Linked DNA regions of Mus musculus: region 1 is linked to region 2. A link is a loop called in an ENCODE intact Hi-C map of the cell type or tissue named here. Cell type or tissue: heart. All regions are shown on one strand. Links, peaks and the distances in the headings refer to the core of each region. The heading gives the core; the rest is flanking DNA. Region 1 overlaps Fgd5 (FYVE, RhoGEF and PH domain containing 5). Region 2 overlaps Fgd5 (FYVE, RhoGEF and PH domain containing 5).

The links. A loop is a pair of places that touch in the nucleus more often than their neighbours do. Peaks named below come from ENCODE experiments on the same cell type or tissue, not always from the same donor. Only the 100,000 strongest peaks of a DNase experiment are listed, where the experiment ranks them.
Region 1: a loop joins it to region 2, with 1.9 times the contacts of the local background. A loop is called at or near these places in 1 of 42 quality-filtered maps.

Annotation. Positions count from the first base shown.
Region 1 is chr6:92,012,711-92,018,076 of GRCm38, forward strand. The region is part of intron 2 of Fgd5 (FYVE, RhoGEF and PH domain containing 5); the gene reads left to right. Among named protein-coding and RNA genes, the nearest start is that of Fgd5, 36 kb to the left of the region's middle. In heart, for the core only: a CTCF peak has its summit at 2,281; DNase peaks (open chromatin) are centred at 1,102 and 2,401; H3K27ac peaks cover 199 bases.
Region 2 is chr6:92,064,945-92,070,310 of GRCm38, forward strand. It overlaps Fgd5 (FYVE, RhoGEF and PH domain containing 5), which reads left to right. Exons shown (of 21, transcript NM_172731.3): 13 at 204-287; 14 at 1,239-1,318; 15 at 2,558-2,657; 16 at 2,941-3,078; 17 at 3,504-3,633; 18 at 4,424-4,557. Among named protein-coding and RNA genes, the nearest start is that of Nr2c2, 25 kb to the right of the region's middle. In heart, for the core only: CTCF peaks have their summits at 1,358 (motif pointing left), 1,557 and 2,420 (motif pointing left); a DNase peak (open chromatin) is centred at 2,467; H3K27me3 peaks cover 1,992 bases.

The DNA.
Region 1 (5,366 bases), core at 299-5,298, 52 kb before region 2:
CTGGCCAGTTGCCATAGCCCGTGACCCACATCTTGTAACCTTCTTAGCCTAAGCAAGGATGTCCTCCTCAGGTGTGAAGTGACAGCAGGACAAGTGTCCCCAGTAGATTTTTCAGCCTGAGTGTTTCCTGGGGCATGATAGATAGATACCAAGAATGTGGTCCTCACTTCTTCCAGAAAGGCCTGGAGCTTTCGGGTTTGGTTTTATCCCTCTCCTGTTCCTTGGAGACCCTGTTCAGAATCCTGCTGATTCTCCACACCATCCCTTGTCCCTTCCATTGGGAGACTCTGAAGGCAGAAGGACCCTATAGTTGTGTCCTGTGGAGGGGTTGGGTGGCAGGCAAGGTTTGGTCCAGCTACACTCTGCTGGCTTTGCCATTCCTTCTAGCCTCTGCTCCAGAGGGTTGAATGGAGCGGAGGTAGTCCTGCAGCAGGTGGTGCTGGGTCCCGGGCTCCACTGGCTGAGTGTTTCACCTCCAGCTGGTATGTCAGCATTGCAGGGCTCTTGCTTTCCACACACAGGGCTGTGGCGTCATCGTGGTTTTATTCAGCAGTTCCTCTTCCACCCCAAAAGGTTCTAGAAGTTTCTTCATACTGGGAAGTCTAGGGAGAGGTGAGCAGACTGGTAGGAAGCTATGAGGTTCTATTAACTGCAGTTGAGGTTTATCGGAACATGTGGCTCAGGGGCTATCGTTGGGCAAAAGAGAGGTGCAGGATGGGGCAGGGCTCGAGGTGGAAACTCAGGACCACCATCCTGTTGTTTGTTCATGTTCAGGTGCCTTTCGGTCAGAGAAGCTCTCCCAACTCGTACTGTGAGCTTGTTCACACAGCTTTCTCTTGAGTCTAGGACTGAACTGGTTTCCTTAGTTGGATCTGGGTGCACAGAACGATCTTCCCAGTGAAGAGGCTGTTTCACATGGGGTTTTGGGTTTTCCAAATCTGGTGGAAAGATGGCCCTAGGCGGCGAGGCTCAGGGAGGCATGGCCCTGGGGATCTGTTTTGAGCTCATTGCTCTTTCTTTCATCACAAGCCAGAATGCTCTCGATGGGATGGGTGGTTTTCCCAGCCTTGTATTGTCATGGTCTGTCCTGGGTGTGTGGGGCAAGGATGCTGCCAGCTGGCACAGTTGCTGAATTCTCAGAACCCTTATTTCAAAGTAATTATTGACCAAAAAAGCAGACCTAGCCACACAGCTCATAACTACTTCCATATGCCCAGCCTTGGAGGCCCCAGGAATGCCCCCTAGGACTCCTCTGGAGTATAGGGAGAATGGCCCAACATGCCCTCAGCAGAGGGTAGTCTGGGGTGCTGTCCAGGATCCTCCAGGGCTCAGGCAGGGAATAGGAGTTCCCCAATACAGGGTGCAGCTTCTGGCCAGAGGTCTGGGTCCTGGTATAATTTATACAGGCCTCTCTGGCTCATCTCTCTCGTTGTCAGGAGTGATGGTGCCTGAAGTATATTCCAGCCAGGAGAATCAGCAGAAATGTGACGTATGGAAGTGTTTGAAAGCTTCAAAGTACCGTGAAATTCTTAGATGGTTCATTCAGCCCTTATTTAGGGTCTAAGACAAGTCAAAAGGGACCAGGCTCAGTAAACTATCTCAGGTCCATATCATGTCGTTGGTGACATGGCAGTCAGCTTCTGTCCAACCCACAGCGTCATAAGGAGCAATGAGCCAAGCAGGTGCGTGGTAGCCAGAACTAGAGCCTAGATGCTCTGGGTGGCCCTGTTTTAACAAGGTGCTCAGGAGATCTCAGGCTCTGCAGGGGAGGTGAGGCTGGCGGTGGGTTTGAGAGCTCTGGTTATCGCTACAGAGCAACACAAAGACATGAGTTTCCTGTCAGCTTCTCTGCTCACTTCTCATTAGCTCCCAAGATGGCAGGCAGGGCAAGAGCTCCAGGTTCTGTTTGGAGAGGAGGAAATGGAGAAACAACTGGGAAATGTAGTTGTCCAAGGTCACTGGGTAAGTTACAGCAGAGAACCTCGAGGTCAGAAGCCAACCCCAGATGGATCGGTCCCTGGAAGCTGACGGCCTGGAGACCAGTGTCTATGAGCTTGAACTTAACACTTCAAATCCAGAATTCTAGCAAACACCATGTTCTCAACTAACTAACTCCAAACAGTGACACAGTACGCAAGGCAGGCACGTGCTACCACCACAGAGGTGAGAACGCTTGTCCAATATCACATGCCTAGGAACAGGGTAGTGTCCAGGCTTTGGACACCCATATAGGCTATTCCCCCTGTGGTCTAAGCGGTCGCTGTCCCCTGCCAGAGCTCATGGGCTGTTAGGCAGTATTGGTCTGGATCCCTGGATAGGCCTGGGATGAGGAGTGGCCATCTAGAGCCTCAGCCAGCCATTGTGTGCTGGGTTCTGTCAAGCGGCTGGGTGTGGCCCCAGGGGCTGCTAGGCCAGTCTCATGGGAGGAAGTGTCAGTGTTTACAGGAAATGCAGGACAAGGCCTGGGAGATGGAGGAGGGGTAACCAGCCACCCTGAGCACTGGAGGTGCTCGAGCCCAGGGCGGGGTGCCCCTCTTCCACCCCAAGGACGAAGGTTTTTGTTACTCTGGAAGGAGAGTCCACTTCACAAGCAGCCTCACCCCTCTTCCATGCCTCTCGCTTCTGAAAGGACAGCACCCAAGTTCCTCAGAGAACATTCATCTTTCTCCCCAGCAGCGGACTCATCTGTGCCCCTGGTACTACTGGGCCTTGCCTTCCTTCCTTTCCTGTTTTAGAGGGCAGCAAGGCAGGGCCAGCTCTGTGTAGCCCCAGCACCTGAGGGGTGAGGTTGGCTTCATGCCCTAGAAGTTCCTTAAGATGGGTGTGAATGTGGAAACTTACTTTAAAAACAAAACAAAACAAAACAAAAAACCCATAAACCCTAAAAAGTCTAAAACAGGCCTGGTGGCGGTTACACACGGGCACTGCTAAAGCCTGAGAGTAAACTCCACAATGCCTTAGCTACTTGGATGTACTGAATGCCCTTTTGCCAGAGAGATGAGGCTGGGGTCAGAGGTGTGCTTGCCTGGCATGCAGGAAACCCTGGGTTAGACTCCTAACAATGCATAGATTGGGCATAGTAACAAATTCCTGTAATCCTGGCACTAGAGAGACAGAGGCAGAAGAATCAGAAATTCAAACTCTCTATGTAGCCACCCTCAGCTACATAAAGAGTTTAAGGCTAGCCTGGGCTATAAGATATTCTCTCTAAAAATAAGAGAAAAAAACCAGGCATCATGTTTGGGGCCAGACTTGAACTGAGCTACGGCAGCTTTGTCTCTCACACTCCATCACGCCCCTCTGCCTTCCCTAATGAACGCACATCCCTTTGTGCCCCACCTGGACCTCGGCCAGCCTCCAACCTGTTCCCTCTGTGCCTCCTCTCCAGGTTTCCAGGGCCAGAGCGCTAGAACCTGATGGTGTTGCCATAGAAACAGAGGTTGCCTTTTAAGGGTCTTAGTCTTGTTAATAAAATAATTTCAGAATATGAAAAGGAAGCCCATGGACAATTTTGTTAGAGTTAGGAGAGAAACACAATCCAGGTACTTTGGGGGAATCGCAGAAGCTGCCAAGGAGAGAGATGGAGAAGTCGTGTCTTTCGAGGTAGTCATGGGGTAGATGTAGACAGTATATTAAGAAAAGAAAAAGCACGCTCATGAATAGAAGCGGGCTGAGGAAAGATCCCCCCAAAACATGGGCTCTATGGTCTTTTAATGGCCCCCCACTTCCCCTCCAGTTTGTATTTTGGTTTTGCACATGCTCTGTTACTTAGATGACACCAGAAGGGCATCCAGTCTTGCTCTGCAAACTGTTTCTTTCACACTTAATCTTAATTTGTTTTTTTTTGAGGGGGGATTCTATTGTTATTTTTCTTATTCTTCTGTCACAACACACGTCAGGTCTAGAATATTACAGAATCCGTTTCCAAGCCAAAGCCTTTCTTGGCTACAAAGGCAGAGAGGCCTGAGCTGAGCACAAGGTTTCCACCCCCACCCCCACCCCCACAATCACCAGCATCTCATGCCAGCTACAATCTATACTGAGTGCCCTCCACCAGCATCTCATGCCAGCTGCAATCTATACTGAGTGCCCTCCTTCTGGGCCTTTAGGTTGCCTTTTCCAGGACTGTCCTTCTCTGGTGACTAAGCTATGCTTCTATTGGGCATGCTGCCCGCTTAGTCCGTCCTAGACCAAGGTATTGGGGGAGGTGGACCAGGGTGTGCTTCCCTAGGCTGTGGCAGCTGTCTGGGCAACTGTCCACTCACCAGCAGGCCACGAGTGCCAGGCTCAGATTATTTGCCTATACATCCCCGGCTGTGCATGTAGGAGTGTCCAGGAGCACAGGACAGCAGCTGAGTGTTGTTCGTGAGATACCTCGTAAGCAGATGCCCATTGAGCATCTGGTGAGTACAGGAGACTGTGGGGTTTGAACATGAGGCACTAACAGGAGTTCAGAGCCCGGTGGGAAAGAAGGCTGCAGAAACCTAAGAATGCTCTGTGGGAGGGGTGCTGTGGAACTCAGGCCTGCTGAGAGGAGCAGAACTTGGCAGATCGGGGAGGGGGTTGGTAGGTTTAAAATTTATGCCATATTGTGGGTCATTGTGCAGGAAAGGATAAATAAGTAAGAACATAAGCTGTCCTGCAATGCCTGGCCCCATGAGCTGGGCAGCGCTTCAGTTTCATCGGGATAATCTGGTTAAGGAGGGCTTCCTGGAGGAGGTGGCAAACCGGTCCTGGTAGGTGTGAGGAGTTTCATCCGCAAAGAGTTCCCAGTGTTTGGTCCATTCTCAGGGGCAGAACGATAAGCCTTAGGACGAGAGTGTGTGCCCTGCTGGAGTCATCTTAACCTTCTGGGCCCAAGTCTCAGCATATTCAAGCTGTGCCTTCAGAAGTGCTCTGGCTGAGTCGCAACATATTCGGGGTTCAGTCAGTGTGATGGAGCTATGTCCCTGCTCAGCTGTGATGCTCCAGCCACGTGTGACTCTCGTGTTCCTGTGTGTCAGACTCATGCCCAGGTACCTGCCCTCTTTGTGACAATTGCTTGGTGGATGCTGTATACCCTGGCACCTCCCGGGTTGTCAAACCTTGCAGGATGGGCACCCTGCCCAAGGCATCAGTCTTGTCCAAGACAGAAGAGGCAGTAATGGGCCACAGGAAGAGATCTGTATGTATGTCCTCTGCTCCAGCTTAGGTCTGAGAGGCTGGTAGCCTGGTGGGCACTTGCACGGGTCAGCACAGGGCTCTCATGGAACAGCCAGGGCAAGTGGAGCCTCAGTTTCCCCAGCTGAAAGTTGGCAGCTAGATGCCAGAGGGGAGGACCCTACCCTTCCTCTGCAATGGGAGGATCCTGAGAGAGAGAGAGAGAG
Region 2 (5,366 bases), core at 84-5,083:
ATGTTCTCTGACACTTGGTGCCAGAGCATTGGCAGATGTGCCAAGTCCTTTTGAGCATTCCTGTAGGAGTATAATTGTCATGATGAGGTGTGCACCGAGGACTACTGGCTGCCTGCACCCCAGAGCTCAGGGACCTGCTACGTATAGAGCTTGCTGCAGCCTTCGGGGCCAGGACTGGTGTGACTTGTGTGCCTTCTCTGCAGATGAATGACACACTCCTGTACACACATCCCCAGAAGGATGGGAAGTACCGGCTGAAGAGCTCGCTGCCAGTGGCCAACATGAAGGTAGATATCGAAAACCAGGTACCCTGGGGTAGGCGTGTCATCACAGGGAAGATGCTGGGGAGATGGATCCAGCCTTTCTTCTCTCTACGGAGGACCAAGGCCCCAGGATACAGCGTTCAGTGAGGACTGCTGCAGGTTTAAACATAGGGGCTGCCCAGCTACAACTAGGGATCAATGATATATTCTCAGAGTGGATAAGACATGGAGAGGAAAGGGTCACCCCAGGAGGAGGACAGTAAGTGCAGAAACCGCTTGGAGGGAGCCAACAAACAGGTTTAGGTTACATTGTTAAAACCCTCTAGAACCTTTCTATCATCCCAAACAGAAACTGTCTCCATTAAACACTGAGTCCTGTTTGTTCTATCTCTATAAATGTAACTGGTTGAATGACTTCATGTGGGTAGAGTTCCAGCATTTGGCTTCTTGGAGCTGGCTGGCTTCACTTAGTGTTGTGTTCAAGATTTCTGTGTGGAAGTTTGGTCAGTCTCCTTCCTTTTCTGGGCACCCACATCTGCCCCCTCTGTCTCTCTACCTCTCTGTGTATCTCTATCTTTATGCCTCTCTCATCTCTGTCTGCCTCTGTGTGTGTGTTTGTGTGTTCATGCACGCATGTGTGTGCATATTCTCGGTTCATTCACCACTGAACATGTCTCAGCTGTTGCATGTGTGATGTGTGGACTAGCATGGTTTATCTTGGTCTCAAACACGAGGGTGCGTGGGCACATTGGGGAATTCTTGGGATGGAGAACATTCTGGAATGTTATTTCTGATACCATCTGAGGATGGTGCCTGAGAAGGAAATGCTGAGATGAGAAGGCAGGACAGCTGGGAATGAAAGCATCCATGCTGGTCAGAACCCTGTCCAGCCACTACCAGCCACTAGCAGTGGACAAAGCTGTCCGTGCTCCTCCCCCTCCCACCCTGAACAGATGCTATTGGTTTCCCTGGCAGGTCAGCCGCCCTGTGATGGACAAAGTGCCCTATGCTCTGAAGATCGAAACTCCTGAGTCTTGTCTGACACTGTCTGCAAGGTATGGGGAGCCATACTCTAGCTGCAGTGCCCTCTGCTGGCCGCCATGGCATACGACACTTAGATACGCAGGCATAACATACAAAAAAATAAATATTTTAAGATGAAGATAAATATTTTAAGATGAAGATAAAGTTAAGAATTGAGCAAAATACCTGAAGTTGACCTCTGACCTCCTCACTCATATCTACGTGTACGCAACACACACAAAACACACAGGCATGGACATGCATGCACACACGTACACACGTGCGTGCAAATAGAAAGCAATAACTAAAAGAAAAAAGAAAAGAAGAACTCCTGAGGTTTGGGGCTTATCTCAGTGATAGCGTGTCTGGCTGACATACTAAGGCCCTGGTTCAGGCTTCAGCAGCACAAAACCAAACATAAATGCCAGCTCCTATGCCCAGAGGTCTGTAGGCCCCATGAAAGTATCTCATTAAAAAATGTTATAGATGATTGTCTCAGCATGAGGTTCTCAGGTGACTCATATGTGTCGTGTGCTCAGTGGGCTGTCAGCCTTGGCACTCTCGACAGGACAAAAGGGAAGTGATGAGTGGTTGCCCATCTCTGACCATTCCGTCGTCTTTTGGGGAGGCTCTTGGTAGGTGGAAGGATGCTGTACTTAAAACAACATGAGCCAGTTGTCTGATAAACAAAATCTATTTCTCCCAGGCTAGGAGTTAGGAAATGCAAGACCAAGGTGCCGGTCGATCTGGGGTCTGGAGAGAGCCCCATGTATGTAGATGGCACCTGTTTGCTGTAATATAGAAGAGACAAAGGGGGTCCCACAAGGGAGAGGGAAGACTTCCTGTAGGTAGTGATTCCTGGGATAGCTCCACCACCTCTCCTCTCTGCCTGATGCCTTGTGGCTCAGTGTGTAGCTTCTGGTGACAGACTACACCGATTGTCTGCTCCTGCCTGTCCTATGGCCTGGAGTACCAGCTGCCATTGATATATCTGCCCACTGGAGGGGGATTATACATTCCCTTTAAGCAGTGTCACCCTGGCTGCCTACCTTACTGCCGGCCAAAGTGGCACCTTCTCCCTGCCCAGGCTGTGGGATGCTCCAGTGCAGGGCGAGGGCGACACCTAGTGGGCACTAAGAATATCTACCCAGCTTTCTCCTGGGCTTGGACATTGGGGCTCAACTAGGGCCCAGAGGCTGCTGAACTCGCAGCAAGAGAGAGGGTGCCAAGCAGAGCCACAGCACCTTGGCTCACCGAGTCTGTGCCGACAGCTCCTGCGCGGAGCGGGACGAGTGGCACTACTGTCTGAGCAGAGCCCTTCCGGAGGATTACAAGACTCAGGCCCTGGCTGCCTTCCACCACAGTGTGGAGGTGAGTGGGGGCCACTCCAGGGTTCCTAGGGTGGGTCCTGCCATATCCTCCTCACAGAGACAAGTTCCTCCTGTCCTCGGGGCCCTGGCAACACCCTCATCGGTCCCGCCTACCATGCTTCTGTTAGAGCGTGGCACCACAGTTCAACCCAGGAGCATGCCCTGCAGTCTGGCAAGCAGACCAGGGGACAGAGTAGACTTGACTCCGAATTAGGGAGAAAGGGGCTGCACTTCCCCAACTGTCCCTTGGCCTCTCTCCTGACTGTGGTTGCTGGCTGCCGCAGATCCGGGAAAGGCTGGGGATCAGCCTCGGTGAGAGGCTCCCCACCCTGGTGCCTGTCACTCATGCCATGATGTGCATGAACTGCGGCTGTGACTTCTCCCTCACCGTGAGGCGCCACCACTGCCATGCCTGCGGCAAGGTGAGTGACAGACTGGGGGGAAGGTGTGCTTGGGGAGGGGATGGGGACATGTTCCTGCTTGTGGAGCTCAGGGGGCCAGAGGAAGATGAATTCAAGGCCAGCCTGAGAGGTAGAGCTTGTTCCTGTCGGTATCACTGAAATCCACTGATCATGGCAGTCCCAGGCCTTTCTGCCACACCATGTTAATAACACGGGAGAACTCACCATTATGGTCACTGGAGGGGAGTGTTATCTTATGGTTATGAGCACAGCTCTTCAGAAAAGCAGGCGCTTGCTCAGAGACATTCTACAGCCCAGGCTGGAAGAGCAGGGGCCCGTGTGACACAGAGCAGCTAGGGTCCTGGGGCTGCCTGGAGGAGGTGAGGGCTGGGCTAAACTGAGAGGGTGACTGACAGCTTAAATGTGTGTTCTCAACATGGCGTCAGATTGTGTGCCGGAACTGCTCTCGAAACAAGTACCCATTGAAGTGCCTCAAGAACAGGATGGCCAAGGTCTGTGATGGCTGCTTCCGGGAGCTGAAGTTGAGGAATGGGCCTGTCCCAGGCTCCATGAGAGGTAACTTTACAAGGCCCTTGCCTTCTTTCAGGCCTGGTGGCTTCTCCCCAAGTTCTCATGATGCCTCTATGGCCCGGGTTCCTGCTTGAATCTGCTTTCTCCAGAAGAAGAGAGATGAGGTTCTGCATAAAGGCAGCCCCCTGGGGAGGCCAAGGCTCAAGACCTGGGTTCCATGGGAACCTGACAGCTGCTCTGTCCCTATGAAGGCAGGGCTGCTGTGGCTGTCCGCCATGGATGGTTCTTTGGGGTTATTCGATATTTGTCTATATGGTTATATGCATGTGGGTGCAGGTACCCCTGAAGGCCAAAATAAGGCAGATATGTTCTTAACTGCTGAGCCATCTCCCCAGCTCTCTGTAGGGCTTCTATGAATATTCCATGAGCCTGCTGTCTTTGGAATTTTGTGGCAGGTTTGGGAGGCTGCTTGGGAGGGGCTTGGGAGTCAGGAAAGGAGAGAGAGAGAGTCCCCTAGAAGCTGAATTGACCCCTGAGACTTGGTACTTAAGTGACAGGCTGTGCCCAGAAGTATCAGGCCAGAGAGACAGCAGATGTATCTTGGGCCTTCTTGAAGCCACACCCAGAGGAAGCATAGTCCTGCTGGTGGATCCAGGACAACTGTTCAATGTCCTGGGAAAATGCCACCATGCCCCAGAGCCTCTGCTCAGCATCAGCAGGAAGGGGCATGCCAGCCATCCTGGGCCCGTCTCCTCCCACCCGCACCCCCATGAGCCTTGGAGGGACTTGAGCCAGCACTCCAGACAACCCTTCCCCTGGCTTCTCACCTCTGCAGAGCGTCCAGTCAGCATGAGCTTCCCACTGTCCTCGTCCCGCTTTTCCTCGGGCAGCGCCTTGTCCTCTGTCTTCCAGAGTATTAGCCCCTCAACTTTCAAGAAGCAGAAAAAAGTCCCTTCGGCTCTGTCCGAGGTAAGGTGTGCATGGGAGACAGTGCTTGGGAGGTTCCTGTCCTCTGGAGGCATGCTCAGATCCTCCTGTACCCAGCCTGGCCAGGCTCTTCTGCACAAAGAGAACTCCTCCCTGAAAGAACTCAATAGTGAGCCCAGGTAGTGCCATTGCTAAGGATAATCCCTGTCTTCAGAAGACATCTGTGGGCTGCAGAGGAGCTCCAGAGGCATCTTGTGTCCCTCCTTGGCTTTATTTTTTCTTTTTCCTTCCCCATACTGTAGAATTAGTGCCCGCAGGGCCTGCTCAGGTGAGCTGCAATCACGGTTAATTGTCCCATGTCAGTATTTGTGAGCCCCACGTGTTCTCGGGCTGCAGGGAGGGAACAGCACAGGTGCTGAGCCCCCCTAAGGCTGACTGTGCAAGAAACCTGAAAACTGGCTGCGCACAAGTCCGTCATGCAGACAGGGCCCCCAAGCAATGTGTGCCCATGAGGAGAGCCTTCGGAGCCAAGAGGCATGGCCAGCTGCATCCAAGTCCCTGTTAACAGGCATCATGAAGCAGTGGGTGTGTGAAGATGCGCTAGGGAGTGAAGATCGGTGGATGAGTGCTATCTCAGCCATTAACTTATTCCATTTGCCAACTGAAGTTCTTGGAATTACGACTAGGGCATAGCTTAATGGAAAAGCGCCTACCTCTGCGACGAGAATTCCTTGAAGGACCCGTCAAGGAGTGTTCACGTGTTCACAATACAGAGCTGTGTTCACTGTTCCTGGTTTCCTCCTGCCAGCTCCTTGGTCCAGTGGAGAAGATGAGCATCCCACAGCTCAGCA